Linked DNA regions of Homo sapiens: regions 1, 3 and 4 are each linked to region 2. Evidence: chromatin loops called from intact Hi-C (ENCODE). Cell type or tissue: heart right ventricle. All regions are shown on one strand. Each heading gives the region's core, and the rest is flanking DNA. Links, peaks and the distances in the headings are about the cores only.

Region 1 (7,786 bases), core at 874-5,873, 120 kb after region 2:
CATTCCATGTCTTTTCTGTAAGTTGATTCTGTGACCATCCTTTTCCATTGAAAACTTCAGTCATTCAACAAACATTTGTTGAAAGTACTTGTCTCCTAAGTGCCAGTACTGTACTATGTTAAGTGCTATTCAGACCACATGTTCTTAAGTCTAATTATAACAGGAGAAATCTCCAAGTAAGATCCCCACCAAACTTTTCAGTTACAGTCTAAAGGCAGTAGCCATCAATAGACAGCAGAGCACCTCTCAACTTTGATCCATACACCTGAAGTTAGTTGCAAATTTAGAACTTTCAGGGGTAAAACCCACTGATCTTATTCCAGGCTGTAGTTTATATCTACAAAGTAGTAGACCTCATTTTTCTTCTCTACCACCATAACCACCACCACCACCCCCATCTCCATCAAAACCCTCATCTTCATCACCACCACCAGCACCATCTTTCTTCATCACAACCTCCATGTCCATCACCATCACCGCCACCACCATCACTGCCACCACAGCCACCATCACTGCCACCACCACCACCACCTCACCATCTTTCTTCATCACCACCCCCATGTCCATCATCATCACCACCACCACTATCACTGTCACCACCACCACCACCATCACTGCCACCACCACCACTACCTTCATCACCACCATCACCACTACCACTTCAATTATCACCATCACTATCACCACCACTACCATTACTACCATCACCATTACCTCTACCACCACCTTTTTAGGTGATACCATTGCCATGACCACTATTGCAATCACCATCACCACTACCACTTCAATTATCACCATCACTACAACCACCACTACCATTACTACCATCACCATTACCTCTACCACCACCTTTTTAGGTGATACCATTGCCATGACCACCATTGCAATCACCATCACCACTACCACCACCACCATCACTGTCACCTCCACTGCCACCATTATTACCACCATCATCACCACAATGATCACAATGGTCACCATCATCATCCTCACTACCACCATCACTAGCCTTACCAGCACCACCACTCATGCCCTCTAGCTGCCTTATAACAGCTTACAGTCTAGTTAGAGCAATGAAAGAAAACATGCTCATATGATAAAGGGCTCTGATTGATATAAGCATACAGTGCTCTGGAAGAACAACCACACTAGAGGTGCCTTGGGAGTTTTCCTATTTGATAGGCATAAGAGAGATCTGCAGTCAATAGTGATTAGCTGACCAGTATTGTGGGAATGGATTCACATAACTAGTTAAGAGATTAATTCAGTGTTTTCTTTCCAGCCGGATGTCTACCCTGGAAAGTGCTGGGCTTTTCCAGGTTCCCAGGGTCATACCCTAATCAAGCTTGCTACAAAGATCATACCAACTGCTGTTACCATGGAGCACATCTCAGAGAAGGTGTCTCCGTCAGGAAACATCTCCAGTGCACCCAAGGAATTTTCTGTCTATGTAAGAAGCTATCTAAATTTGTCATTCAGATTGGCCTGATAGAAGGTGGTTGGCTAGGAATTAGGGGCTGTCCTCTGAACTAGGACAGATAACTAGTTGTGTCACTTATTTCCTGGACTTCTGCTTTCTCACCTACAAAGAGAGAGAGTTGGACCAAATGATTTATATTATTATTTTTACTTTTATCAAAGTTATACATGTATAAGTAAAAATCAAATATTTCCATAAAGTTTGTAAAGAAACAGTAATTCCTTGTCCCACTTCTCCACATCTCCAATTCTCATTATCCCAAAGCTTCTACTTGCAACAATTTTAGATGTTTATTTGGGTACTTGCCTCCATGTTGGCTTTTGCCATTATTTCCTGATTTTTCAGTTTTGATTATGACATCCTCTCATTGAAAATGAAGATTAACTCTTTTCCATGGCACTTCCATCTTCCCAAAATATTTATGTCTTAATTTAAAAAACAAAACAGGTTTCTGGAGATGTAATTCCCATAACAATTAATTCACCCATTTAAAGTACACCCTTCAGTGGCTTTTAGTGTATTCACAGAGTTGTGTATCCATCACCATAATCAATTTTAGAACATTTTTCTTACCCTAAAAAGAAACCCCATACCCCTTAGCCGTCACCTCCTATTCCCCTAGTGTACTCCTCCAGCCCCTGGCAACCACTGGTCTACTTTGTCTCAATAAATTTACCTATTCTATACATTTCATATAAATTGAATCATTTATAATGTGTGATCTTTTGTGAATGGCTTCTTTAACTTTGCATACTGTTTTCAAGGTTCATTTATGATGTAGTATGTCTCAATATTTCATTTATTTTTTATTGCTGAATAACATTTCATTGTATGGATATATGACATTTTATTTATCTATTCATCAGTTGATGGACATTTGAATTATTTTCATTTTTTTGGTCATTATGTATAATGCTTCAACAAACATTCATGTACAAGTTTTTGTGTGGACATGAGTTTTTGTTTTCCTTGGGTGTATACCTAAGACTGGAATTCCTAGATAGCATGGTAAATGTAGGTTTAACATTTGAGGCACTGCTAGAAGACTGTATTATCTTTTTGTTCAAGCAATACTCAATGTTTTCACAGTGACTATGTGAACAAAACAGCTCTCAGTTGAGCTATTTAGTGTACTTAAATACTACTTTCTTCCATTTTTTTAAATGTTTCTGAGTGTAATAATTGCTTTACATTTTTTTTTTCTTGAGACAGGGTCTCAGCTCTGTTGCCCAGGTTGGAGAACAATCACAGCTCACTGCAACTTCAAACTCGTGGGATTGTTTTTTAAATTTTTTAGTAGAGATAAGGGTCTTATTATGTTGCCCAGGCTGGTCTCAAACTCCAGGGCTCAGGATCCTCCCGCCTTGGCCTCCCACAGTGCTGGGATTACAGACGTGAGCCACTGGTGCCCAGCCTATTTTTCTTTAATTTGCTTAGTTTTCTGCATTCCTATTACTAAAACTTTCCCAAATTCTTCTTCAGAAGTACAAATATTCCCCCATTATGTTGATTCACATCAGATAACTTATAAATTTCTTCCTTTCTTTATTCCTTCCTTCACTTTCTTTTCATTTATTTTCTTTTTTTTTTCCCAAGATATCCCTCTGGCGCCCTCAGCATTTTGCTCCAGCCTTGTTAGGTAGGCCTGATGCACAACTGTTGTCGTGGGATTTCACTCATGCATCCTGAGGATTCAACTTACTGTCTAATTTATTATTTTTAAAAAGTGTTTCTTCTTTCCCTTTTCTGCTTTTTGTTCCACCTTCTGGAAGATCATATCAATTCACATTTTAACCCCTCTACGGAAATTTTCATTCCTGCTGTCATGATTATACTTTCTGAGACTTCTTGTTTCTATACATATTCCCTTTTTTAGAGCCTATATTTTTTTCTTTTATGAAGGCAGTACCTTCTCTTATGCTTCTGAATATATTAACTGTAGGCTTGTCTCATTTTCTTCTGCTCGCTTCCGGGTCTGGATTTCCTAGCCCCACTTTTCCCCCTTGCGGGTAGCGTCTCTCTGTTTCCTGTACAACACTTTTCTCCCATGTCTGTGATGCTTGTCACATGAATTGCTAGGCGGTGCAAAGCCGGCAGGAAGCTTTGCGCGCACGGTGGGGCTCATCCGTCGTGAGTTTGCAGCGGGAATCATCTGGTCGGGCCATTTCGTCGGGAGTCACAAGTGTGCTATCAGGAGAGCTGACCCTGAGAGGACTCCTGCAGTGCACAGGAGGTGCCAGCCTGGCCCACCACACCATGAGCTGCTGGGGAGAGGAGGGCCGCGGGGTCACCACTTTGTGCAGAGGCCATGCTCTTGTGGGCGGTTCTGGGGCGGCGCCGGCAGTGGTCTTAGAGATGGGAGGAAGAAGAGAGCCCTCTGCTGGGCCAGGCGGGGCTGGAGGGGCGTGGAGGCGTTGTAACTGCTTTTTGAAATGACTGTTAGCTAAGCCGCAGATTTGGGCTCCTTTCCCCCACACTCCCCCTCACGCTTTCACCCACACGCTCCCCACATGGACACCCTCCTCCGGCCTTCCTGGGAACCTGCCGCTTAAGTCCTGCGCTGCTGGGTCCACGTACAGCCCGAGTAGTTTGTGTTCTTTCTCTCCAGGCGCCATTTGGCCATCTTCACTTTTTGGTTTTTCTGTTTGTTTGTTTTGGGGTTTGTTTTGTTTTGTTTTGTTTTGTTTTTTGGTTTTACTGTCTACTCCCACTTTTGCCTTATATAGGTTTATGCCTTCAATTATGATCTTCCCATCTGGAGGAGGGCCCTGGGTTAAACAGCCTGCCTTATATGTCACCCAAATGCCTCTACATTCCATATCTGGAGTTTCAAAACAAAGGGCTGCTGTCCTTTCATAGAAGCCCACACCACCTGCAAGTGGTGTCTCTGAAAAGTTGAGTTTGAGCAGCTAAGTTCCATCTCAGAAAGGTGAACACGTTCATTATTTAGACAAATTATGGGTGAATCCCAAAGGCAGGAATCCTTTAGTAATAAAAACTGCTTCTCATCATTTTCTTCTACATTAAAGAATTTATGAACCAAGTAAAATTAAAACAAGGTGATAAAAGGACTGGGCGCAGTATCTGCTCCTGTGATCCCAGCTCCTTAAAAGGCTAAAGCAGGAGGATCACTGGAGCCCAGGAATTCGAGGCCAGCCTGGGCAGCATGGCCAGACCCCGTTTTTTTGGTTTGTTTTGTTTTGTTGTTTATTTGTTTTTTATTTTAACTTTTATTTTAGGTTCAGAGGTATATGTGCAGGTTTGTTATACAGGCGGTAAGTAGTAATACCCAACAGGTATTTCTCTGCTCCTCTCCCTCCTCCCACCCCCCACCCTCAAGTAGATCTCAGTGTCTGTTGCTCCGCTTTGTGTTCATGTGTTCTCATTATTTAGCTCCCACTTACAAGTGAGAACATAGAGTATTTGTTTTTCTGTTCCTGTGTTAGTTTGCTGTGGATAACGGCCTCCAGCTCCATCCATGTCCCTGCAAAGGACACGATCTTGTTCTTTTTTATGGCTGCATAGTATTCCATCAGATCCTGTTTCTTAAAAAAACCCAACAAGGTGATAAAGGAGGTAGAAATAAAACTAGCACTCCTGTCTTAAGCTAAAGAGAATATATGAGGCTTGAGTCATGTGTACATATGAAGGGGTGGCCTGCCCCTCCCCACCTGTGGGCGTTTCTCGTCAGGTGGAACGAGAGACTTGAGAAAAGAAAGAGACAAAGAGACAAAGTATAGAGAAAGAAGAGTGGGCCCAGGGGACCAGCGCTCAGCATACGGAGGACCCGCGCCGGCACCAGTCTCTGAGTTCCCTTAGTATTTATTGATCATTATGGGGTGTTTCTCGGAGAGGGGGGATGTGGCAGGACAATAGGGTAATAGTGGAGAGAGGGTCAGCAGGAAAACATGTGAACAAATGTCTCTGCATCATAAGGTAAAGAAAAAAGTGCTGTGCTTTTGATGTGCATATACATAAACATCTCAATGCCTTAAAGAGCAATATTGCTGCCAGCATGTCTTACCTCCAGCCCTAAGGCGGTTTTCTCCTATCTCAGGAGATGGGATATTCAATCGGGTTTTACACCGAGACATTCCATTGCCCAGGGACGAGCAGGAGACAGATGCCTTCCTCTGATCTCAGCTGCAAAGAGGCCTTCCTCTTTTACTGATCCTCCTCAGCACAGACCCTTTACGGGTGTCGGGCTGGGGGATGGTCAGGTCTTTCCCTTCCCGTGAGGCCATATTTCAGACTATCACATGGGGAGAAACCTTGGACAATACCTGGCTTTCCTAGACAGAGGTCCCTGCGGCCTTCCGCAGTGTTTTGTGTCCCTGGGTACTTGAGAGTAGGGAGTGGTGATGACTTAACAAGCATGCTGCCTTCAAGCATTTGTTTGACAAAGCACATCCTGCACAGCCCTTAATCCATTTAACCTTGAGTTGACACAGCACATGTTTCAGCCAGCACAGGGTTGGGGTAGGGTTACAAATTAACAGCATCTCAAGGTAGAAGAATTTTTCTTAGTACAGAACAAAATGGAGTCTCTTATGCCTACTTCTTTCTACGTAGAGACAGTAACAGTCTGATCTCTCTTTTCCCCACATACATATATAATTGTGAGTACATTATGTAACCATGATGTATCCAACTCTTTTAATAAAAATGTTATAGTTTGATATTAATATTTTTATTATAAAATGATTTAATGAATGTACTGTTTATTTTGCTGTGTTACAATTTAAGGAACCTAACAATAAACTTCAGATTCACAAAATAAATTAGTTTGCACCAGTGCGTTATCCTCTCACAAATCTTCAATTTGAAGGGTAGAGAAGAACAAAAAGCACAAGAGAAATTGCATACAAAGAAAAAAATCAGTGTTTTTGTCAGTCAACGGGAGCTTACTTTTCAGAGGAAATTATTTGTGTGATCAAAATCTGGCAATGGGCTTATGTTTATCTCATTTTGGTAAACATCAGTTCAGTATGGCGACGCATTTTTATTTTATTCAAAGTATGCTTATTGCAAATATAGTTATCAGGTCAAAGTTAATGTTGGGATTTGCTCTATATGTATGTATCTGTCTTCCATCTATCAGCTGTTTGTCAATCATCTATCTTCTAACTATCTATCTATGGATCTATCTATCTAGCTCTCTATCTATCTATCTATCTGTCTGTGTGTCCATCCATCTTCTATCCTTTTAGTCAGTCCCGTGATCAGCCTTGGGCCTCATTGACCCCTTGTTAAATATCCTCTGGGTGTATAGGTTAGTACTGGCATGATCACAGCACTGTGCCCCTGGTGGACACACAGAGATATTTGGTGAATTGTTGGTTCTTTTTGAAAACACAACTGCATCCATTCATTACAATCTCTATATCTGTTGCTTTCTTTATAGGGCATCACAAAAAAATGTGAAGGAGAAGAAATTTTCCTAGGTCAGTTTATATATAACAAAACAGGAACCACCGTTCAAACATTTGAACTCCAGGTAATGTATGCTCTGGGAAATGATATGAGTAGCTCTATCACTGGGAGAAATTTGTTGGGATTGCTTCATGTAAAGTGACGTATGAGAATAATTATGACAAAAGCGTGAGTTACACAAGGCTTATCTGATCTTCAATTCTGAGCTCGAAGTGCTTACGAGGATTTTAATGCAAAAGACAGACAAATGCAAAAGCAGTTTCTAAGTCAAATTCTTCCTCATCTGCTATCACTTTTTTATAATATATATATTTAATTTCTTGGTTCTTTCTTAACTATTCCATTCCCTGAATACTATTAAGTGTAATAGTTACTACCTCACCTTGCTTGAGTATAGGGGAGGAAGATGATGGTACAATATGAAGTGGACAGAGGCAGAGAGAAGCTCAAAGGAATAGAGGATAAAGATTTAATATCAGATAATACAAGTAAAACTCCTAACCCAGTGGGAGAAAATATCAACTGTTAGCTTATAAATCCCCTGAAACTCACCAAGGCAAATGAAATATATCCTCATTTTTTAAATTAGCCACAGGGAGTAACTGAAGAGATGTAGAAGACATTTTATATCATGTAAAAACAAGTGTTTTATGACACTTTTTGGCCAAATAGTGAGAAAATAAAGGTAAAACAATACATATATGTTAGAAATGAGCATATTTGTAGAGCTTCATATTTGATTATGTATTCATATGCATTTGGGCTCATATTATCTGTTCTTATAGTTGGCTTCATAGTTCTGGTTTTTAGACAACAAGCCCTCTTGCCCCTGCTCCTCGGCACAGCCAGCAAGGAGTGTAGAGGGGGGAAACA
Region 2 (7,786 bases), core at 1,637-6,636:
GGGAACCCTGCCTTGTCCAGACTCTGCAAGGTGCCTCTGCAGGGCTTCTGGCGTCCCTTCCACAGGAGCTATTTGCAACCCTGGGAATTGTAGAGAACTTCTGTCCTGCCTGGAGAGGCTTGACTGCCCCTGTGGGCCCTGCTGAGAGGCTGGCTCTGCTTCCATCTGTACTTCATGCTCCTCACTCCGTGTGAACTCCTGCCACTGGGACTGCCTCTGAGAACCAGTCACAGCACCTGCCAGCTTCCCTCATGGTGAGTGCAATTCAGCAGCTCATGCCTATAATCCCAGAACTTTGGGAGGCCGAGGTGGGCAGGTCACGCGGGTGGATCACTTGAGGTCAGGAGTTCCAGACCAGCCTGGCCCACGTGGCCAAACCTCATCTCTACTAAAATTACAAAAATTAGCCTGGCGTGGTGGTACATGACTGTAGTCCCAGCTCTCAGGAGGTTGAGGCAGGAGAATAGCTTGAACCTGGGAGGCAGAATTTGCACTGAGCTGAGATAGCACCACTGCACTCTAGCCTGGATGACAGAATAAGACTGTCTCAAAAAAAAAAAAAGTATTTTCCATGTGTAAGGATAAAATGATGAACCTTTCTTGTGGGAGGTAGTTGCTTCCCTCCTCCCTCCTTAGAGTGCCTCCAGAATCAGCCGGGTGAGAGATTTTGATTTTATAAAGCAAGGTCTAGGGCCTTCTGCCCCCTAGAACTGGGAACACATGCACCCAAATAACTCAGGCACCCTCGGGAGGCACGCAGGGACTGTCACAAGATCATCCAGTCACCCTTCAAGGAGATCTGGGGGAAGTTCTCATTTTTCCTCCACTTCACTGTGTAATGTAAGACTCCCTCCACATAGTCCCCTCCCACACGCGTGGAGTCTCAGCACACATAACTGGGGCTTTCTCTCTCCTAGACTGGACATGGAAAGGCCTACCACTGGCGGGTTGGCTTTATTTCCATAACACACATGTTCATTTCATTTCTGTATGGCAGTCATGATTTTACCCTTTTTAAAATTTTCTTCCTACAAAACATTCACTGAAAGAGACCCTAAAGGAGAACTCTTACCAGCCCCCACCCCACCCCACCGCAGCACAGACTACGCTGGGATGCCAAGGACTGACATTCATACCTGTGTTCTCCTCTCCTTGTGAAGTCCAGAGAACTGAGTGCTACTCTTTTCCTAGTAAGTAAACTTCTGCATGGCTGTGCATGTATGACAATGTGTGCATGAATGTGCATGGAAACGCACAGGTGTGTATGTGTGCACATATGTGAATAACACACTGTGGCCGCACAGTCCCAACCCTCACACAGACCTGAGCCCAGGCTGTGTCCTCATCTGGCATTTGGGGATAACACAGATGGGGAGAGGGCCAGGCAGGATCGCTGATGGAAGTTCCACACAAGGGGCCTGACAACGATGGCTCAATACATATTAGCTATTATTAAAAGCTCACATCTGCAGAGCTGATCCTACTCCATGAAAATCGGTCAGAAATCACTCTCCTTCATGTACGTGGTAACTGAAAAACTACTAAGCACCAGCAGAGCAGTACTATTTTCTTATACTAGCACTGCTTCCTTATTTTATAAGTTGAGCCTAATGTCTGGGTGGTGATTAATGAGATGATATTCTACTATTACATACATACCAAGGAGTACTGAAATATGAGTAAGCTGCAATGGAACCCAGAAGCCCTGATGTGAAAGTCATTCCTAACCTAGGAAACAGAACATCTTTGATGTCCTTGGGGGTCCCCCCTCCTCCCAAATGCACCCTGCCTCCCAACAGAGGAAACTCCTGATCTCAATTGGGGTTTCTCAATCCCTGGTGGAGTTTTTTCCCCTAGTCTTACAATGAAATGCACGTAATCCTAAACAACATATTGTTTAGTTTTGTCCATTTTCAAACTTTATATAAATGGAATCATGTTGTAGGTACTATTCTACAATTTGCTTTTTTCACTTAGAATGTTACCTGAGATGGTTCTGTACTGATGGTGAAGGTGTCTGCATTTATTTTCACTGTTTTTCATCATCTGAGCACACCAAACTCATTGCATTTGTTCTCTGGCACATGGATATTTGGGGACTTCTGGCTTTTGTTACCGAGGCCTTTGCAATTATGAACATTCCTGTCCATGTTTCCTGGGCCACATGAGTTCTCTCCATGCAAGCCCAGGAGCAGGAGTGGAATTACCGGATAATACAATATATGATGGACACCTGGCTTTAAAACGTGGCTTAGTGCTAGGCTTAAGGATAAAGGTATAGGAGACGCACAGCTCATGCTCTAACATATTCCACTGTCCCTATTGTCATTTATAAAGACAAACCATCATCTCATTGTTTCTGGTCAAGGTGGCATTGTCACCGCTGTGATGAGACTGGACCGCGAGGAGGCAGCAGGAGGAGCGTGGCCACCTCTGCAATTGACACCAAAGCCCAACCTTTTATGTGAGAGCGTGGCAGGCTTCCTGAGGTAAACTCTTGACTAACTCACTAGTGACGTGCTGATTTTCCAATTTACAAAGGGCTGGATAATTATTAACATTTTTTTTTCACATTAGTGGGAGGCATTCTGAGCATATCACTTAAGGACTGCACTAGAGGAAAACATGGAGTGAACTCGCTGACAACGATTTTTGAAATCCAGGGTAATTAGTTCCATCAGAACAATCCCAATTACATTCCTAATTCTCTCTGCCTTGCTGAAAGCACCGAAAGTGAACCATGTTGGTGTCATTATATTCCTGCTCAGAAGAGTCTTTATCACCAGCGCTGGGAATGGAGGAGGGGTTGAGGAAGGGGCCAGTGCCCAGGTTGTGGGAAGCCCCCACAAGGGGACCAAGCCAATGATACCAGCGTGGCACAAGGGCCTGAAAGTCAAAGAGTGGCCAGTGCGGGGTGAGGAAGGGGACCAAGTTTCTGGTCGTCTCCCGAGGAATTCAAGTAACACTCATGTGAGGACATTTATAACGTCAGCTCCAGAGACATCTTGGTAGCCAAATGAGGAAAGAAAATAACTTTCATCTGAGGAATTTGAGACCTTTCAAATTATTACAGCCAGAGAGACATTAAAATGGGACAATAAGCCAAACACAGTGGCTCACGTCTCTAATCACAATGCTTTGGGAAGCCTAGGTGGGAGGGGCGCTTGAACCTAGGAGGTCAAGACCAGCCCGGGCAACACACAAGACCCCATCTCTGCAAAAAAATACAAAAATTAGCCAGGTTGTGGTGGCGTGCACCTGTATTCCCAGCCACTCAGAAGGATGAGGTGGGAGGATTGCTTGAGCCCAGGAGGTCAAGGCTGCAGTGAGCTGTGATTGCACCACTGCACTCCAGCCTGGGTGACAGAGCAAGACCTTGTCTCAAGAAAAAGACATCAATCACTCCCCCTTTTTAACTATGTATTCATCTCTTGGAACTGCTTGCTATTGCCACAAGTAGCTATAAATTAACTTAATAATGCCACACTGAATACTAGAACCCACACTCTATGGCTTAACAATGTGTAGCCATTGATCAATATCATTTCTGTAAACCAATGAGAATTCCTGGCAGACAGCTGTGTATCAGCCCATTCCCTGTCCCTTTTACCTTTAAAAATCCACTTGTAAGTGCTGCTAATCAGAGTGTTCATTCAGGGGAACTTGAATCTATGTTCTTGGGTTGCAGTCTTCAAGCTTGGACCCAGTTACTTCTCTACTTTTACCAATTTTGCCTCAGCTTCTTCCTTTTAGGCCGACATAAACTAATCCAACAAGTTCATGTTTACTCAATCAGAACAAGATGTGTTGTTCAACCGGCATTTCCTGCGTGTCAGGGGGTATAGAGTTCACCTGTAAGGTCAGGGATGTCGCCCGATTAGATCAACAGAGATCCACCTGGGGGTGGCTGATGTGCACTACCTCACATAGCCAGCAGAGGGCAGTGCAGTGCCAATAGCTGCAGCTTGGCCATTGACACCTGTAGAAAGAATCTCATGTTCAGAAGTCATTTTACCTTCTGCCTTGTCCCGGAGGAGGGTGCTCAGGCCACAGGCTCTGTGACAGCTCCCCCAGCGAGACAGACTTCCAGGCAGTGCAGAGACAAAACACCTCAAAAACAAACTAGCCCTTTTCTTACTAATAGCAGCCTCCTCTTTAGCCTTAAATTCTATTTCTGTGTGGTTTTTTTTCTCTGCTTTATCAAAGATGTCCTCCTAGGAAGTGGCGGGCCCACCTGGCCACACTTGCCTGGGTTGAGGTGTGAAAGAAATTAACCTGCAAGTCCCCTACTGCCTGGGGCAATGGTCCGCACCTGCATCCTCAGCCTGCCCCAGAGCCTGGTGATAAACATCATCTGGTTGGTCAGAGGATAGAAAGGCTATCCCACACTGGGTCCTGCACCCACAGGGGCATGGTGACATCCAGTTGAAGTCTGGGGGCACTTGGTAATTTGGAGACAGATGAGCGCACAATAGTAGCAAGTCCAGCCCCTGCAGCTCGTGCTGGAGTGAGAAGCCAGGAGCAGAGCCTTTAGCATGCTGCCCTGGGTGCACAGATGACTGCACAGCCACATCCCAGGACCCTGAAGTCTCCTTGAGGGTTCCAATTTCTCCTGGACAGCTTCAACAAAGGGACCAAGAAGTGCTGAGGGAGAAATGGAAGGAGACTCACTCTCCACCCTAAGCAAATCTGTATTACAGACCCTAGAGCTTGAGAAGGTGGAAGGGAAGGAAGTTTTTGATTGGGACAAGGATCTCTCTTGCTCTTAGCACTTAGAAGGGCATGTGGGCTCAGTAGATGCTGAATGACCCTCATTTTGGGTTGAATCTCAGAATCACAGGGAAGGCACATTAAAGAGTGCACAGACCACACACATGCACCCACACCAAGGTCCCCACACACCTCCCTGGCCACTCCAAGTCACACAGCAAACTGCTAAGCAGAGCCCCTGAGCATGGGAGTGTCCCTCAGAGCCCACCAGGAAATAAGCCCATCTCAAGGACAGGAAACAATAAATACCAGAAAGTGGCCACACTGATGTGGGGAGAGTTGAGAAGTCAGCCAGGAGCCTGGGCAACCCACAAGCCAGTGAAGACCCAAGACCCAGCTGCCCCTGAGCTGGGGACCTAGGCCTGCCCAAGTAGCTGCTGCCAGACTCACCCGAGACAGACAGAGGGGCCACCCTGGATTCTCCCCTCCACTATAAGGTGCAACCGAGAAGGAAGCTAAGAGACACGGAGTCTAGGAATGTCAGTGTGAGGCCAGGAATGAATGCAAGGCTGACAAGCCATGGACAGAAACAATAGGACAAGCTGTCTTGAGCCCAGGTGTCCCGTTTCCCATCCCTAGGTACTTGGATCAAGACACTAGCATTGTGGACAATGGGTGGGAGGATTACTGTCGTGTGATTAAGCTGGTGTGGATGGTTTTGGGAATGTGTGTGACTATAATTTGGAAACTGTGTATATGCCTGTTTAGGTACGCATTATTTCTCAAACACCCCTGCTGTCTGCTTCATTGGTTTTCAGTCATCTCTCATTGCAAGTGGTGCATGGAATTTTTTTAATGTATCAGGAAATTAGTTTCCTGGCACTATTGTCAGATTTCTTGTTTAGTGACATGAAATCTGACTACCATTAGAATTTTAAAGTCTGAAAAATTTCCCTAGAAATAGTACAAAAATTTGGTAGAATGTTCTTGAAGAAACCCCAAATCAGGCTAACATCATTGAAAATGCTCCAATGAAACTTCAAAAGGAAGAACATCTCCCATGCGGTTAATCCAAGATTCTCTGTCTCTTAATCGCGATCTGATTTTCTAGATTCTTGTGTAAAGTGTGCTCAAAGTCCACACAACAGGGGATTTTGGACAATGCTTTTAATGGCAAGTCATCACAGCAGGTCTGCGGAGGTGCAGGGCAGCGCTCAGGCCTTGCTCAGTTTCTTCTTGATGAAGTAGCTCACCAGCCGCTGCGGCCTCTGCTGGTACTCGCTGAGCACATTGCGAGGGCTGCTGATCTGGTCCCCTTCCAGGCGGTTCAGGAGGGTGACACACACCACGGCCGCTGCAAAGGACAAAGACCACATCAAGGCAAGGTGCCGGGGGTCTAACATTTCACAGGGACGGGATGAAGAACCCACGAGCTCTGAGGAGCAGCCTCTCTGCCTCCTCAGGAAACCAGGCTGCCCATGCAGTCAGGCGGGGCCGGAGGATGGAGTGCGGGAGGGAAAGGCGCTGGTCCAGGGGCTCGGAAGACTCCTCCCTCTCTGACACCACCCTGCCCTGTCCCTCCCTTATTCTCGTGCCTGCTTCCAAAAGGAATTCACCATTCCAGGACCAGCTCAGGGCTGCAAGCACCACCTTGAAAGGCACGTTTTGGCCGAGGTGATAAGGGAATTCTGCAGAGCTGTGAGCTGGCCTTCAAGGGTGGCTAGTACCTTGAGGGTAGATGAACCACAATTCAGAAAGCCAAAGCGCTTTGAAAGCCGAGTTTTTTATAGACCTGGTGGCAGCCTCATGGGGCAGCAAAAGCTTTTTTGTCATTTTTCCTGCACAAGGTCACTGAGAATCCTGCATTTTGTCAGGGTGTGACAGTCAGACATTGAACAGCATTGTGGTGACAACACATATGTCAGAAAGTGACTTGGGGGCAGCGGAAACAGAAACCAGAAATGGGTATCGGGGTGCCCCAGGAGGAGGGGCCCCAGCGAGGGGCTCCAGGAGAGCAGAAGTGAAGGGAGGAGGGGACGCCGAGGCCCATCAAGTGCCGCTTACCTTGGAGGCCGCAGGCGCTGCACATGGCGGCAAACACCGAGGACTCCATCTCGATATTGCGGACGCCGGCTGCATAGGCTGCCTCCAGATACGCCTGCTTGTCCTTCTCCGTGTAGGAGCAGAGAGCCCCATCCAGACGGCCTTGCCCTGAGGCACACATGGAGACATGAGAACCACATGCATGTGAGAAGCTCCTACAACACATCAGCGCCACTGATGCCCAGAAGGACACAGGGACAAGCAAGACCCATCCAGGTCCTGCCTATAATGACCACTCAAACGGGTCATTATAACCACTCTGGGCGAAGTGTAACTGAGACAGCAGCCTGGCAAGTGGAAACGCCAGTCCACAGCGAGAAGGCAGGCTCAGGGGACGGACCAGGGTTCCCTGGCTGAAAGATGCCTCCTCGTATCCGCTGCCTCACCTTCATAGAAGTCCAAGGTGCACATGGTGTTCCCCACCACTGTGGTGAACTCGCTCAGCTCTGCAGAACACAGCAACAGCTCCTGCACCAGCTTCTTGTTAAGGTCCGTTTTCCGGATGACCCGCTTCCCCAGGACAATCTGCTCAAACTCTGCCTTGAAGCAGGTATCCACTGCCTGCTCTGTTATGACCACAGTGCCGGGCTCCAGACCTGAGGAAAAAAGCAGACATCAAGATATGCAGGGTGTAAAACAAAATAAAATTAAAGCAGGGCAGCCAGGGAGCACACAGCAGAGCATATGGAAGAAAGAAGCAGATCCACCCACACATCCAAACACGAAGCATCCAGTACTGTTCTCAAATACACAGTGACCCATTTTTCCCATTCAACTTTTTTTTAAGCTATGAAAGTAATTAATGCATGATCATTATGGACACTATGGAAGAGAAAGGCACAAAAAACAAAGTAGAGGGCTGGGTGCAGTGGCCCACGCCTGTAATCCCAAGCACTTTGGGAGGCCAAGACGAGCAGATCACCTGAGGTCAGGAGTTCAAGACCAGCCTGGCCAACATGGTGAGACCCCATCT
Region 3 (7,786 bases), core at 1,912-6,911, 300 kb after region 2:
TCAGCATCTTCCGCAGCGACTCAGCCCTGCAGTACCACCTCATGCTTCCCCAGGTGAGCTGACCTGCCTCTTGGGCCTCCTGGAGGTGCACAGGAAGATGGGGCTTCACCTGGGCTGGGCTTCTCCACCAGACAGGACTAGTTCCCTACCCATTCACCTGCCCCTCCGGTCACACTCTTTGTCACATCCCCTTCTTGCAGCAAGCATCACACTAAGGGTTGGGGCATGAGACGAAGAAGACCCCCAGTGGGGAAACCAATCTTCACATGTGTGGCAAGGGCAAATATAGAGCTGTCTTGAGGTACCAAATTCATCACGGGGGAATTGGGCCTGATGTTTAGATCCCCCCAGGGATTTAGCTCAGGCTGCTGTAACAGAATAGCCTACACTGGGTGCTTTAAAAAGAGACATTTATGGCCAGGCGCGGTGGCTTATGCCTGTAATCTCAGCACTTTGGGAGGCCGAGGTGGGCGGATCACAAGGTCAGGAGTTCAACACCGGCCTGGCCAACATGGTGAAAACCCATCTCTACTGAAAAAATACAAAAATTAGCCGGGCATGGTGGCATGCACCTGTAATCCCAACTACTTGGGAGGCTGAAGGCGGGAGAATTTCTTGAACCTGGGAGGCGGAGGTTGCAGTGAGCTGAGATTGCGCCACTGCACTCCAGCCTGGGCAACAGAGCAAGACTCCGTCTAAAAAAAAAAAAAAAAAAGAAGGAGACATTTACTTCCCACACTCCCAGAGGCTGGAATTCCATGATCAAGATCAAGCCTGGTGAGGTTCTGGCGAGGTCTCTAGTCCTGGGAGATGGCCGCCTTCTCACGGTGTGCTCACAGAACCTCTTCTTTGTGGGTATACACAGGGAAAGAGAGCAAGAGAGAGCTGTCTAGAGTCTCTTTGTGTAAGGACACTAATCCTATAGGACCAGAGCCCCAGTTAACCTTGATTACTTCCTTAGGAGCCCCATCCCCACATATATCCACACTAGGAGTTAGGGCTTCCACCTGTGAATTCAAGGGAACACAAATCTTCAGTCCACAGTACCCAGGGTCTTGGTGAGATGGAATATGTCCACATAGCTTCACTGAACAATCCAAAACACCAGAAGTCACTCTGAGTTATTCCTTGGGAACTTTCCTGATTTTCTGCCTGTAGTTGACTTTTCTGCTATGAAGAACTAAGTCCTGCTGACTCTTCAGGTCAAGGTTACTTTGCTTTAGCAGTGAAGAGAGGGGAGTCCCAAGAGGTTTTAGACTCTAGGGACTGTTCAGTGACCCGGTAAAGGCTGAGATTTGTGTAGAGCTCAGCTCGCGCTGGTGTGGGCGCAATGGAGGGTGGGAGCATGGGCCACTGGTCAGGGTCTGCCTGGGGGAGACACATAAAGTACTTACCTTGGGCATCAAATTTAAGGGGCACCACAAATACTTGGTAATCAAGGTGAACAGTATTCTGGTGCAATATTTATAAACATCAGAATTCATATCAAAAAATCATATTGGACAAAATATGGAAATTGTAAGCAATGGCAGGATCAGTTTTCCTGATAGTTTCTTTGCCTCAGGCTCCAATAAGGCTCAGCACAGCACTGCTGTTAAACACCTTGCAGCACCCAAAAGTGAACCCTGCTTTGATTATGTGTGTAGCTCCTTACAGCGGGCCAATGGGACACAATGCACATAACTCCAACAGAGGACAGAGAAGATGCATAAAGCCCTGCTGATGTGCTTCAGTTCCTTGCAAATCCATAACTAAATTTGAGTTTGGGTTAGTGATTAAAGGCATGAATCAACAGGTAACTCACCACTGGAGAGAGAATCACATAGAGAACTTTAAGAAAGTGCTTATAAGGGAGCTTTAGAAGACTTTACTTGGCTGAGAAAACTAGTATATATATGTATATATAGTTCATATGTTATCTATTTCACATGTACACAGAAACTCACTCTTTTGAGCAGTGCCAAGGAAGGACTGGAGGATCAGCATGGAGGTCGGGAGGCCTGGTGGCCGTAGATGCCCATACTCCGTGCTTTCCCTGAGTGCAGAGACCATCTTGGGTTCTAACCCCTGGCATGGAGTTTCTGTGAGTGCTTGACTTGTGGAGAGGCACCAAACACCCCAAGTGCCTACTGAAGAGCAAGTTTAGGATTAAACCTCTGCAGAACAGGAAATGGGCTTGCATCCTAGCTACTCAAAGGTGATTGGCAGGGGAGCTGGTCACATGTTTAGACCTTCAAAAAACAATTTATCAGCATTCCTATTGATCTTGTTTGTTTACATTCTCTCCACCAGCTGGTCTTCCTGGCACTCAGCCTGATCCACCTCTGTGTTCAACTCTACCGTATGATGGACAAGGGCGTCCTCAGCTACTGGCGAAAGCCAAGGAACTGGCTGGAGGTAGCCTCTCTTGTGTCATTTTCTTTTGAAAAATAACAATAAACTGTTTATATCTTGAAAAAATAATTTAAATAAGAAATTGATTATGCACTAGCTACTGCCAACATTATTGCAGTTTTCTCCCTCTGTAGTGTTAATCTCAAAACAGCATTTGAGATCAGGTATCATTTAGTGTTGTTACAGTTACCGTCATGTACCACACGAATTTCAGCCAAGGTGGTGGTCCCATAAGATCTTATGGTGCTAAGAAATTTCTGTCACCTAATGACATCTTGATTCTGACCTTGTATGTAGGCCTAGGCTAAATATGTCTGTTTGTATCTTAGCTTTTAATAAAGAAGTTTAAAAATAAAAAATTAAAACAAAATTTTTAAAAATAGAAAAAACTTTTGGAATTAGGATATAAGGAAAATATTTTTTGTACAGCTGTACAGTGCATTTGTGTTTTAAGCTGTGTTATCATAGAGTCAAAAAGTTTAAAAAAATTAAAAGATTTTTAAGTAAAAGGGTTACAGTAAGCTAAGGTTAATTTATTACTGAAGAAAGAAAAACGTGTTTACAAATTTAGTGTAGCCTAAGTGTGCAGCATTTATAAAGTCTACATTAGCGTACAGTAATGCTCTAGGGCTTCACATTCACTCACCACTCACTCAGTGCCTCACCCAGAGCCACTTCTGGTCCTGCAAGTGCCATTCATCGTAAGTGCTGATACAGGTGGATCATTTTTTACCTTTTGTACTGTATTTTTACTGTATCTTTTCGATGCTTAGATATAGTTAGATACACCAGCACTTACCATTGTGTATGATTGCCTCAGTATTCAGTACAGGAACACGCTGCACAGGGTTGTAGCCTGGGAACAATAGGCTGTCTCATATAGCCTAGGTGTGTGGGACTGTCTATGTTTGCATAAGTGCACCCTATAATGTTCCCCCAAGGACAAAATCACCCAGCGATGCATTTCTCAGAAGGCATCCCTGTAGTTAAGTGACTCATGACTGTAACTTACAAACGCGTGTCACATGGGGTGCCAGGTAAGCCCTTCCTCAGGAGCCATCTGAGGGCCTTTCTCTTGGATGTTCCAGCTCTCCGTGGTTGGAGTGAGCCTCACCTACTATGCAGTTTCCGGCCACCTTGTTACTCTTGCTGGAGATGTCACTAACCAGTTTCACAGAGGACTTTGCCGAGCATTTATGGACCTCACCCTTATGGCATCATGGAATCAGGTACACGGTGTGCTCAGGGCCATGCAGATAGAGGCCATGCACTGTGATGCCATCCAAAAGGCAGAGGTCACACAAACTCTAGAAGGTGCGAGACAACAGATTTGTTTGATATCGAGAGATGATGCTCTGAGCTGGCAGATGGGAGTGGCCAGGACAGTGAAGGGCCTGAAGAGCTTGAGACATGCTTTGAACACTGGGGTATGTGGATTCTGCGTGGAGCAGAACTCAAGAGCCTGGAATTCCCCCAGTGCCTCCAGGGGACGCTAAGGGGCACAGGAAGCAGGTGTTGATGCAGCATGGAGGAAGGAGGCTAGCGCTGACTTGCTTAGACACACCATTTTCTCTCTTCATTCTGGCGACAGTCATAAATGCAGGCAGTATTAGCCACTCTGCAAGTGAAGACACCAAAGCTCACAGAGTATCAGGTCCCTCAATAGAGAGAAGTCTGGTTTCAAAGTCCCTGTACCTCCTTCCCCTAGGCAGCCCTTCCTGCAGGGAATGGTTCCCCACAGGGATGGGGGCTCCTACCAGGAGGACCAGGCAAATGTGCACAGATGGGCCTGGACGAGCCCTGGGGAGGGGGCTGATGAGATGGGGCAGGATCCCCCCACAACAGCATGGGACGCTGCCTTCCTGTGGTGGTGGAAGATGAGCCCACATACTCTGCCTCCTTGCCCTGCTGCCCTCAGATCTAGCCCCTCCCTAACCCCCTTGTCCTCCTTTTCCCATCTAGAGGGTGGTCAGGGCCCCAGGGCCACCCCCAGGGCTGGGTGAGTCCTATAGCAACCTAGAGAACAAGGGCCAGTTCCCCTCCATCTTCAGGCCCCTTCTCCCCAGGTCCATTCATCTGCCCCACAACCTCCCTCTCACCCCTTGGCTCCTGTCCGCTGTGTAAGGAGAACCAGGCAGGATGAGGCTCGTTTCCTCTACACTTCTGCTTCCTCCACCAGTGCCCCAGTCCCTGCCTCTTTGTTGGAGATCATTTTGTTGCAAGCAAGAGAAACTCCCTAGGCTAGAGGAAAGAAACAGGTTCTAAAGGAGCCCAAGCAGAAGATTTGGCTTTTCTCCTGAAGTGAAAGAATACATGAATCTGATGAGACAGAACACTCGCACAAGCAAGGCAAAGCAACTGTCACTCACAGATTGGCAGGGACAGCAGAAGCCTGGGCTGCATGGTGAGCCAGTGCCCCCACCTCAGGAAAGCTGACCAGGGTGGACAGAGTCCCGTCTGTGTGTGTCCCGACAGAGTCCCGTCTGTGTGTGTCCCGACAGAATCCTGTCTGTGTGTGTCCCGCTTGCACCAGTTCAGAGAGCCTGGAAAGCTGCCTGCCCTGAAGTTTCATAAGCTGGGGGAACATAACATGCTGTGCTAAAGTGTTAGAGGGCATCCTCTTCTTGGAGGAACATGACCAGAGCCCACGCTCTTCCATGTAGTTCCTCCTTATCTCCGGATATTGCATTCCTAGCACATTCAACAGTTATTGTGAGAACTATAAGCAATAAAAGGGGAAGAGCTGGGCTGGCCAAGGCCAACCAGGGACCTGTTCTGCAGGCACTTATCAGCATCTAATGAAATCTGCATTAAGCAATTATTTGGTTTACTGTCTTCCCCCACAAGGCTGGAAACTGCAGAATAGAGAATGTATCTATTTTGTTCACTACTGCTCCCCTGGTACCAATATTAGGGCCCGATGAGGACTGGCTGCTTAATTTATTGGCATCTCTCTCTGGGACAGACAGCAGGCTTCCTGGTCTACCTTTTATAGTATAGCTCTGCTAGTCAACCCGCTTCCTACTATTTGAGTTCTGGCTTACCCATGTAACTGTAGTCTTGCATGGTCCTGTGGGCTACAATGCCGACATGCCTGACACTCCCTTGCCTGTGCTTAAAGGCCCACAGATAGCGGCCAGCTTTCTGTCTCTCAGTGCACAGCTTACAAGAGCATCTGATTAGTCACTGATTGGCCAGCAGGTGTGGGCCTCAGGAATAGGGGGCAGAGTGAATGTAGGATGTTCTTTTCACCTGATGCGGACAGGGGAGGTTTTCTAGAAGCATGACTAGGGCAAACATGAATCTGGTCTACATACTGACCTGGTGACTTGCAGTAAATAGCCTCCTCCTGACTTCTGACCTTGGGAAGTGAGTTCATCCTTATATCCCTTTTCCCCACTGATGTCCTATCTTTCTCATTATGTTCCCTGCCCCTGCCAGAAAAACTTACCTGGGGAGAGCCCCTCTTCCCTGGGGATCCTTTCTAGGGCAGATGCCAATTTCCAATTCCTCAATTAGCTTCTGAGAAGAGCTGACATGTATTGAGGTTAGCTCCTGCCAGGCACTGCATAAATTCTATATAATCACGTGTATGTTGAGCTATCCAACCATCTAATGAAACAGGTACTAGTATGCCACCCATCTAGACCGAGGCTCTGAAAGGTTAAGCAACTGGCTCAAGGTCACTCACATTGATATAGGAGCTGCACTGGAATTGGCCTCTGGTCTTGGGGTCCTGGGTAACTGCATTCCTAAGCACAGAACTATAATGCAATGGAACGGCCCTCCAAGGACATGGTCCACATTGTCCTGACCCAGGAGTGCTCAAGGCAGGAACCTGTATCTCACACCATTCAGCTCTGTTGCTGTGTTGCTGTGTGTTCAGGGCCAGCTTTTCAGAAATGTGCAGTGTAGACCATGTTTGTCTTCTGAGGTGCCCTCATGTACCCGTCTCTGTTCTGGCACCTTGGCCTCTGCCCACACTACGGCTTTCCCTCCTAATTCCACTTCTGTGGGCACCTGTTGTGCTGTTTGTCAAATTATTCTCTGTAGAGACAGTTAGAGGAATTTAGCTCTAACTTCAATGTAGGCTGCATCCCAGGTGCAGGAAGAACGAGTCATCTTCAAGATAAACACAAATGACTTTCTAATGATGGAATTTAACACCCAGGATTAAAGAACTATGATTTGAGTGTGTGAAAATGAAAATGCACAGGCTTTAGAATCAGCAGACCTAAAACTCACTCCCAGCTCCTCTTTGACCATGTGCCATTGGGCAAGTTTCTTAACTTTCTTCAAGTCTTAATAAGGTAGAACTATGATACATACCTTGGGGGTTTTGCTAGGATTTGAATGTGTGTGTGTGTGTGTGTGTGTGTGTGTGTGTGTATTTGTACAGGCACATTCAAACATATCCTTGGAACAGCTTGGCACCTAGCAGATGTTCCATAAATGAAAGTCATAATAATGGCAATTACTCAGAAGGCTTTATGGCATCCCTCAATCAGATGGAGGCAAGAAAGCGGCCCTTCCACTCTGTCCACAGGAGGTTTATAGCCGTGTTGTCCAATAGTCACCACTAGCCACACATGGCTATTGAGAACTTCAAATGTGGCTAGTCCAAACTGAGATGTGCTGTGAGTGTAAAATACTCACTGGACTTCATAAACTTAGTATGAAAATTAAAAATGTGCTGGGCGTGGTGGCTCACGCCTATAATCCTAGCATTTTGGGAGGCCAAGGCTGACAGATTGCCTGAGTTCAGAAGTTCAAGACCAGCCTGAGCAACATGGTGAAATGCTGTCTCTATTAAAATGCAAAAAAAATAAAAATAATAATAATAGCCACTATGGTGGCATGTGCCTGTAGCCCCAGCTACTCGGTAGGCTGAGACAGGAGAATTGCTTGAACTCACCAGGAGGCGGAGGTTGCAGTGAGCCGAGATCCTGCCACTCAAGCCTGGGTAACAGATTGAGACTCTCTCTCAAAAAAAAAAAAAAAAAAAATTAAAAATGTAAAATATCTCAATAATTTTTATGTTGGTTACATATTGACATGATGCTATTTTTTATGATTTTACATGTACTATTTTAAACAAAATATATTATAAAACAAATTTACTCTGTTTAATTATACTTTTTAAAACATGGCTACTAGAAAATTCTACCCATAGCTTGCATTGCATTTTTCTTGGCCGGTGCTGGCTAAAGCCCCATTCATCCCCCATTCAACCATGTGCGGCCCTGCCTGCTCTGAAGGGAACCCGAGGGGTGACAGCCACTCACAGCTTCTCTAGGTTTTGGTTGTCAGAAGTCATTGTTGACTTTGTCCCAATTACTGAGGAAATAAAACAAACAGAAAACCTTGATTCATTGCCCATATAGATTTTAAA
Region 4 (7,786 bases), core at 1,646-6,645, 75 kb after region 2:
TTAACCCAGTCACTCCTTTCTATCGATTCCGTGTCTTTGGATAATAACTTGCAACCAATTACCAATCAGAAAACCTTTAAATCCACCTATGACCTGGAACCACCCCCCACCCACATACACACACATACTTGGAGTTATCCCACCTTTTCAAACTGAATCAATGTATACCTTACATGTATTGATTGATGTCTTCCTATAACTTCTGTCCCCCCAAAATGTATAAAATCATGCTGTGACTCAACCATCTTGGGCACATATTCTCAAGAACTCCTGGGGCTGTGTCACAGGCCTTGGTCACTCATATTTGGCTTAGAATAAACCTCTTTAAATATTTTACAGAGTTTGACTCTTTTTGTGGGCAGTTAATTGAAAGTCTTAAGAGAAAAGAATGAGATCCCCCAGAAAGAGGAAATTCTTCCTCCAGACCACTCTGAAACTCAAACTGCAACATCAGCTCTTCCCTGGGTCTCCAGCCTGCTGGTCTGCACTGCAAATTTCGAACCTTCCAGACTCCACAATTACGTGAGCCAATTCCTTAAAACAAATCTCTCTCTCCCTTTCTATCTATCTATCTATCTATCTATCTATCTATCTATATGTATATAGAAAGATAGACATGGATATGCTGTTGGTTATTTTGGTTTGGAGAATGCTGACTATTACAGTAGATGCACAGGAAAATAGTACTGAATAAATTGATTTATGTAAGCACAGAGAAATGAGAAGTAACCATCCTTTAAAGCTAAAAGCTTAGACATTGAATTTTTAATGGATGGTATTTAATACAGACAATCTTTTAAGTATGTAAAAGACATTAAATAGCTGAATCAACACTATATGGTTTCGAAAAGGAAAGAAAAAAATTGGAAAAGATTTAAAGAATTGCACAAAAGATCACAGAGAATCAATTTAAGAATGAATAAGAGAATTTAGCAGCTTCATACTCCGATCATATTCAGTTCAAATATTTTCTATTTGAGAGAAGGCGTTTGATTGTTGCATTATTTTTCCGCTCTGTGTTTTGATTACTAATTAATCCACAGAGAACAGTGTGTCTTCTACCTTCTTCTCATTACTGGAAGCTGTGGACAGGCACTGAACTCGAATCTGGTTGGCCATTTGTAAATGCATACAAAGGAGGCACTCAGAGAATGAGGGCCTGGATCAGTAAGAACCATTTGTGACCACCTCACACACACGCACGCGCGCGCACACACACACACACACACAGAGGGTTAAAGGGACTAAGAGTTATCTCAGCTTTTATCATGCAAAAAATTGTTGGCACTTGTACAATATCAGTCATTTACTATCCTATAGATTTTTTATATATATATATAGCCTTCCCTGCCTTCTCATTTGCCATATATTAGTACTCTTATTTAATCAGTGAGGAAACACAGTCTGTGACAGTCTATGAGATGAACTGAAGATCCCCCAGCTCTTCTGGTCTCTAAGGCACAAGGCAGTGTGTTATATGTTCACATACCCGCAGGGGCACAGGCTCCTGCTTTAGGCTGCTGTGGCCTCACAGAACAGCTGTGGAGCCACTTACGAAGTGTGTGACCTTGGGCAAATTACTCCAAACTCTATAAAATGGGGGTAATGTTACCTTGTAGCATTGTTATGAGGTTAAATGAGTTAGTGTATATTAATACAAAGCACTTAGAACAGTGCCTGGCAGTTGTTAGTGTTCCTTACTGCTGTTCATACAGACAAGGTCACTAGAAGGCACCCAGAAGTCACATAAAGGCTCCAGAGCCTACTGGGAAAAGGCAAATCAGCCAGGCCTTCTGTGCTGTCCCCTTTCCAATCCCCAGCATGGCCACACTATCTTCAATAGTGGTCACAAGGTAGAGCTCTGGGCTAGCAGCATGTTTAGAGTATGAAGAAGGGTCACATTTGGTTCACTTCTGAGCAAATGTGCTGGCTCCAGGGTGCCGACCAGCTGCAACTCAGCTGTCCCAGCTGATCCCCAGGACCCTCTTCTCTACCCTCCTACAGCCTTTCACAAATAAAAAAGCAATAGCAAAAGGAAAAAAAAAAAACCCAGAAGACAGCATCTCAAGACTTCTTCTTCCTTCCCCTCTCCTCCACTTCAAACCCTGGCACATAAGAAGACATGAACCTCACTGAATTCCTTTTCCTGTATCCAGACACTAAACCCAGAATGTATATTTAACTTGCTTGGGGTCTAAAGTAGGAGCAAGGGCTAGGGATTCAGTGAAATTCCTAGGGGATTCTGCTAGAGAAGAAACTTCCCAGGTCAACATTCAGGAACGCAGTTGTGAGAATTGTATAGGGTTGAACTATGACAAAGAAAATTTCCAAGGGATCCTGTTGCTCCAGATTGAACCAAGATAGGTAGCCTTGGTTCTCTCTTGTTGAAAATAAAGAAAAACAAGACTCCCCCCACTCATATTTAAGTCTTGATTTCACACTCAGGCACAGGAGCAGTTTGTGGCTTTCTTTGACTTGTTAGTTTTATCACTTGGTCCTCCATCGTTCACACCCCCCTCCAGCCCACATAGAGGACGTTGGGTCCACAGCGTGTCTAGCAAGCAGAGTGCACGCACCCAGCTCTTTCTGGCCGGGACGCGCTCAGGGCGCACTCACCGCAGGGAGCGTAGCGGTGCGTGGCGCCCTGAAGTTCCTTGCTTGTGTTCCTCATGGTCAGGCGCTGCACGCTGCGGGAAAAGACAGATGCTGCCGGACCTGGTGTTCGCGGGTGCGCTGGACGCTGCCTGCTTGACCAGTTGCCAGGAGCTGCAGCTGCAAAAGCAAAATCCGCGCGCCCGCTCTGGGTCGGTCTGTACGCCTCGCCCTGACACGCCTGCAGGCGCCTTACGATCGCCTAGCGCTGGCACTTCCATGCAGGGTATACAGCAGGGGGCATGTCCACGCCAGGTAAACAGAAGGGAGCACATCACGCCGGTATACAGCAGGAACACACGCACGCCGGGTAGACAGCAGGGCACGTCCACACAGGGTACACAGCAGGGACGTACGCACTCCGGGTACACAGCAGGGGCACATTCACGCGGGGTATTCAGCAGAGACACGTGCGTGCGGGGCACACAGAGGGGGCACGTCACGCCGGGTATCCAGTACAGGCACGTCCACGCCAGGGACACAGCAAGTACAGAGAGGATAAGCAACAGGTAACCAAGGGGCCGCGGGACTTGGGCAGGCTTGGAGATCCCGCCCTGTGCTCATCCCAACCCGGCGACAAGGTGGTCCCCTCCCTCCAGCCCCGGCGCGCACTGCCCGCACTGCGAGCTCCGCACAGTGGACAAGGCCCGGGACCACAGTGGGCGCCCCCATTGTCCTCCAGCCCGCTCAGGCTCACCAGCTCCCCGCGGGTCTCCGTGGGTGCTGCCCGCGGCGCCCGGCGTTGGAGTTTTTACACGGCTGGCTGGCTGCAGCCAACCAAACCCAAACTCCCAGCGCGCCGCGGAACCACAACATCGGCGTCGCCAGGGCAACGGCTGAACGGCCAACCGGCGGGCGCGGCTGGAGCACTGTCAGCCAATAGGGGAAGCCTGAGGGGGAGCGGTGGGCCAATCAGGGCAGGAAGCGGAGCGCGGGCGCCGCCTGTCAACTGCCCGTAGCCCAGAGCCGGACCAGGGCAGGGCAGCGCAGCGATGCCACGGGGAACCGGGCGGGACGCAGCGGGGGTGGGAGCAGGGCCTTACTGTTGCAGGGGTGTGGGGGCGTGGGGACGTGGGGACGTGGACGCAGGAAGAGAGTCAGGCCTCAGTCCTCCTCATGCCGCTCTGGCTGGGAACCACAGTTACTGTAGAGCGGTCCAGAAAAATTGGGGACATGCATCACGTTTTCCAAATAAGTATAACTGTCTCACCCTAAAAACACAACAAAACAAAACACCCCACCAGTATACAAAAATAAAACATAAAAAGAATTTACTAATGAGATGCAGGAGTAATGATTCACTTAGTAAAGGAATCCTTAATTTTAGACAAATTTGCTTGCAAATTTCTCATCTAATGCATTTTTTTCAAGACTAATAAGTATTTGGAAATTGTGTGTCGATAATAAAATTATCATGTGAACATTCTTCCTTATATCTTATTTTTTGAGAATATTTCTGTTTTATAAGTTGAGAGACTTTTTTTAAAGCTCTTAACCATATTTATATGGAATCGCGTTTAGAACTCCAAACACTTGGCTTAAGTGTAAACTTGTTGCCTGCCTGGATTTTGAGATCTACAGAAAGTACAATGAGTATATTACCAATGGTGCTTCATGGGAATGAAGATTATCTATCTGGCATATGCTTGGTGAGGCCAATAGACACCAACAGCTATGGCGCAGTTCAGTAGGAGACACTTTTGATACCCAGAAAGCCCTATACAACCCTGGCAAAAATAATAAGGGCTACTTACCCGGTGGTAACCGCTTGTGAGAGTTTGAGGGGATAAGTTGATACAGAGAACATTCAAAGAAATCCTGTTGTTCCAACGACTGCAGCAACAGTTAGCAGCCTTGGTTTTCTCTTGTTGAAAATTTTTTTTTAAATCAAGACTTTTCATAATGGTGGGTATTTGACAACTTGAACTGAACATGAGTCTGTTTCTGTTACACGAGTATAGCCTTAGAAATCTAGCAGGAGACAGGTAATATCAGAATTGGTTAAAGAGAAGATAGTTTTTGTGCAGGAATTAACTCTAATTCTGTGGTTTATCCTGCTCTAATATAATATCATAATGAATTCTAAGCATCTTCAGTGGTCCAGTCATGAGTAATCAAGACTTCATACTGCAATGTCAAATGTTTGTTCCACTGCATATACACGCTCTTAGGTTATTGCCAAGCATGACAAATGCTTTTGTTTGTGCAAGTCACAGCATCCTCTAGCTACGGGATTGTATGGTCAAGAGAAGTTTATTTATTTATTTAGAGACAGAGCCTTGCTCTTGCTCTGTCGCCCAGGCTGGAGTGCAGTGGGGTGATCTTGGCTCACTGCCACCTCCACCTCCTGGGTTCAAGCAATTCTCCTGTCTCAGCCTCCGGTGTAGCTGGGATTACAGGCACGTGCTACCACGCCTGGCTAATTTTTGTATTTTTAGTACACATGGGGTTTTGCCATGTTGGCCAGGCTGGTCTCATACTCCTGACCTCGTGATCCACCTGCCTCGGCCTCACAAAGTGCTGGGATTACAGGCATGGGCCACCGTGCCTAGTCAAGAAGGTTATTCTTTTTTTTTTAATTGATCATAATAACTGGAGCTGTCATGACCAAAGAGCATCTCTATTCTCCATTGGATTAACAAAAAAGTACAGCATTCATCCAAGTTGATAACCTTCTTGACTGGCTGAAATCATAAGTTCAGTGATAATGAAGTGTTATCATTCCTTAGAAGAAACTTTTTATTTTATTTTTATTTTATTTTTTTTGAGACAGGATATTGCTCTGTCATCCAGGCTGAAAGGCATTAGTGTGATCATGGCTCAGCGAAGCTTTGAACTCTTAAGCTCAGGAGATCCTCCCACCTTAGCTTCCTGAGTAATTAGGAGTCCAGGCCCACAGCACCACATCTAGCTAATTTTTAAATTTTTTTTAGAGACAATGGTCTTGCTATGTTGCCCAGGCTGGTCTCCAACTCCTGGCCTCAAGGAATGTTCCTGCCTCAGCCTCCCAAAGCACTGGGGCTCTAGGCATGAGCCACCACACCTAGCCAACTTTTGACTTTTGCAGTGTGATTGAAATTACAAATATTTGCAAACCAGATCAGACAAGAATGTAGGTAATGATGCCATGGAAATTAAAACATGATACAAGAATAATTTATTTATAATAAGAATATCTCAATGTTTTTATTTTCTATACTTTATGACATAATCATCTTTCTACCACATAATCGGCCTCAGTATTTAGAAAGATCCAACATTCTCTGACATATATTTTCACTTTATGCCTAATTTTTTCACTTTACTTGTAGATATGCAGATAATCTCCTGCTTATGAGCATTTTGAGAAGAGGAAAAATGTATTTGAGTACAAATTCTGATTTTTCAAAGCCCTCTGGCCCTTCCTTCCTGCCTGGTCTCTGTTGGTTTACCCATGTTGTTGGCTGAAGCTAGTTTATTTAAACTTTCAGGACACATCCTCCATTTGTGCTTTTCCATCTCTCCCACTTTTGCCCTGCCTTGTTACTGTCTGTTCCAATCTCAAGCAGCTGAAAGCCCTTGTATAATTCCCCTCTCCAACCTTCACCTCTGTGAGCTCAGTCTTTCCCTCTAGAACATACAACATAGTCTCACCAGGGTTCCACCAACTGGAGGGGCTTTTACATTTTGTGCTTTTTTCTGATAATCTGAGTAATTTAAAGACAAGGTTTCCTTTTTTGATATATATTTATGTATTTCAATGTTATAGCAGTTTGGGTTTTCAGCCTCATTGGAGAAACAAGATCATCTTCTCTTCACACAGGAGAGAGACTGGATTTCTTTGACTCTGCAGTGCTCTGCATGTTAAAATAATGGCCTTTTTCTTTGGTTGAAATTTTTAAAGACACATTTTGGATTTTTTCCAACTTTATTGAGATATAATTAACAAACAAAACTTCTATGTTTCAGTTGTACATGTTGGTTTTATACACATGTACGTTGTGAAATAATTACTACAATCAAGCTAATTGACATATTCATCATCTCACTTAGTTACCTTTGTGTATGCGTATGTGGGGTAAGAACACTTGAGATCTATCTACTCCCTCAATACATTTCAAGTATACAATACAATGTTGCTAACTGTAGTCAGCATGCTGTACATTCGATCCCTGGAATGTATTCCTCTTGTAACTGAAGCTCTGCACCTTTTGACCAACATCTCCCCATTCCCACTCCCTCTGCCCATCAGCCACTGGCAACTCCCATTCTACTCTTTGCTTCTACACATTTGACTTTTTAGGCTCCACATATAAATTAGATCATACAGTATTCACCTATCTGTGTCTGGTTTATTTCACTTAGCATAATGTTCTCCAGGCTCATTCATGTGGACACAAATGACACAATTTCCTACTTTTTATGGCTGAATAATATTCCATTCTCTTTCTCTCCCCCCACCACCACCACACACCCACCGTGTGTGTGTGTGTGTGTGTGTGTGTGTGTGTGTGTGCATAAATCACATTCATTCATCCATCAATAAACACTTGGGTTGTTTTTATATCTTGGCTTGTAAATAGTGATACAATGAACATGGAAGTGCAAATATCTCTTCAACACACTGATTTTATTTCCTTTGGATATATATACCCAGAAGTGGGATTGCTGAATCATAAGGTAGTTCTATTTTTAATTTTTTAAGGCACTTCCATACTGTTTTTCATAATGAGTATACCAATTTACATCCCACCAACAGTATACAAGGGTTACATTTTCTCTGCATTCTTGCCTACACTTATCTTTATATATTTTTGTTTGTTTGTTTTAAGATTAACAATTTCTTTAAAATATGGGGTCTGGCTATGTTGCCCAGGCTGGTCTCAAACTCCTGGGCTCAAGCAGTCCTCCTGCCTCAGCATCCCGAGTAGCTGGGATTACAGGCGTGTACCACTTTGTGCAACACTAGCTGTTTATCTTTTTTATAATAGCCATCCTAACAGCTGTGAGGTGATATCTCATTGTTGTTTTGATTTACATTTCCCTGATGATTAATGATGTTGAGTAGCTTTTCACATGCCTGTTGGCAATGTGTATGTCTTCTCTGGAAAAAAATGTCTATTTAGGACCTTTGCCAACTTTTAAATTCAGTTAT

Evidence for each region. Hi-C counts contacts between places; a loop is a spot of excess contacts. Peaks named below come from ENCODE experiments on the same cell type or tissue, not always from the same donor. Only the 100,000 strongest peaks of a DNase experiment are listed, where the experiment ranks them.
Region 1: it touches region 2 in a loop (8-fold over the local background); 93 of 110 quality-filtered maps call a loop at or near these places.
Region 3: a loop joins it to region 2, with 2.6 times the contacts of the local background. A loop is called at or near these places in 3 of 110 quality-filtered maps.
Region 4: a loop joins it to region 2, with 9 times the contacts of the local background. A loop is called at or near these places in 41 of 110 quality-filtered maps.

Annotation. Positions count from the first base shown.
Region 1 is chr7:47,987,979-47,995,764 of GRCh38, reverse strand. It overlaps SUN3 (Sad1 and UNC84 domain containing 3), which reads left to right. Exons shown (of 10, transcript NM_001030019.2): 8 at 1,283-1,450; 9 at 6,885-6,977. Among named protein-coding and RNA genes, the nearest start is that of HUS1, 12 kb to the right of the region's middle. RefSeq lists enhancers at 3,591-3,820, 5,006-5,846, 5,847-6,688. In heart right ventricle, for the core only: CTCF peaks have their summits at 3,654 and 3,858 (motif pointing left); a DNase peak (open chromatin) is centred at 3,824; H3K4me3 peaks cover 983 bases; H3K27ac peaks cover 1,088 bases.
Region 2 is chr7:48,106,496-48,114,281 of GRCh38, reverse strand. It overlaps UPP1 (uridine phosphorylase 1), which reads right to left. Exons shown (of 9, transcript NM_003364.4): 7 at 7,200-7,409; 8 at 6,775-6,921; 9 at 5,546-6,064. The coding sequence ends at 5,925. It overlaps LOC105375271 (a long non-coding RNA gene), which reads left to right. Exons shown (of 4, transcript XR_927253.3): 1 at 1-254; 2 at 1,050-1,190; 3 at 2,369-2,489; 4 at 2,578-3,107. Among named protein-coding and RNA genes, the nearest start is that of UPP1, 21 kb to the right of the region's middle. In heart right ventricle, for the core only: a CTCF peak has its summit at 3,929 (motif pointing right); a DNase peak (open chromatin) is centred at 3,931.
Region 3 is chr7:47,804,084-47,811,869 of GRCh38, reverse strand. PKD1L1 (polycystin 1 like 1, transient receptor potential channel interacting) reads left to right here. Exons shown (of 57, transcript NM_138295.5): 50 at 1-53; 51 at 2,293-2,397; 52 at 3,483-3,623. All of the region lies in intron 1 of PKD1L1-AS1 (PKD1L1 antisense RNA 1), which reads right to left. Among named protein-coding and RNA genes, the nearest start is that of PKD1L1-AS1, 13 kb to the right of the region's middle. In heart right ventricle, for the core only: no CTCF peak of the experiment used is centred there; DNase peaks (open chromatin) are centred at 4,399, 4,959 and 5,499.
Region 4 is chr7:48,031,194-48,038,979 of GRCh38, reverse strand. C7orf57 (chromosome 7 open reading frame 57) reads right to left here and starts at 3,437. Exons shown (of 9, transcript NM_001100159.3): 1 at 3,350-3,437; 2 at 2,617-2,772. The coding sequence starts at 2,671. It also overlaps a transcript of SUN3 not described here. RefSeq lists an enhancer at 1-291 and a silencer at 3,279-3,558. In heart right ventricle, for the core only: a CTCF peak has its summit at 3,575; DNase peaks (open chromatin) are centred at 2,853 and 3,519; H3K4me3 peaks cover 1,431 bases; H3K27me3 peaks cover 3,829 bases.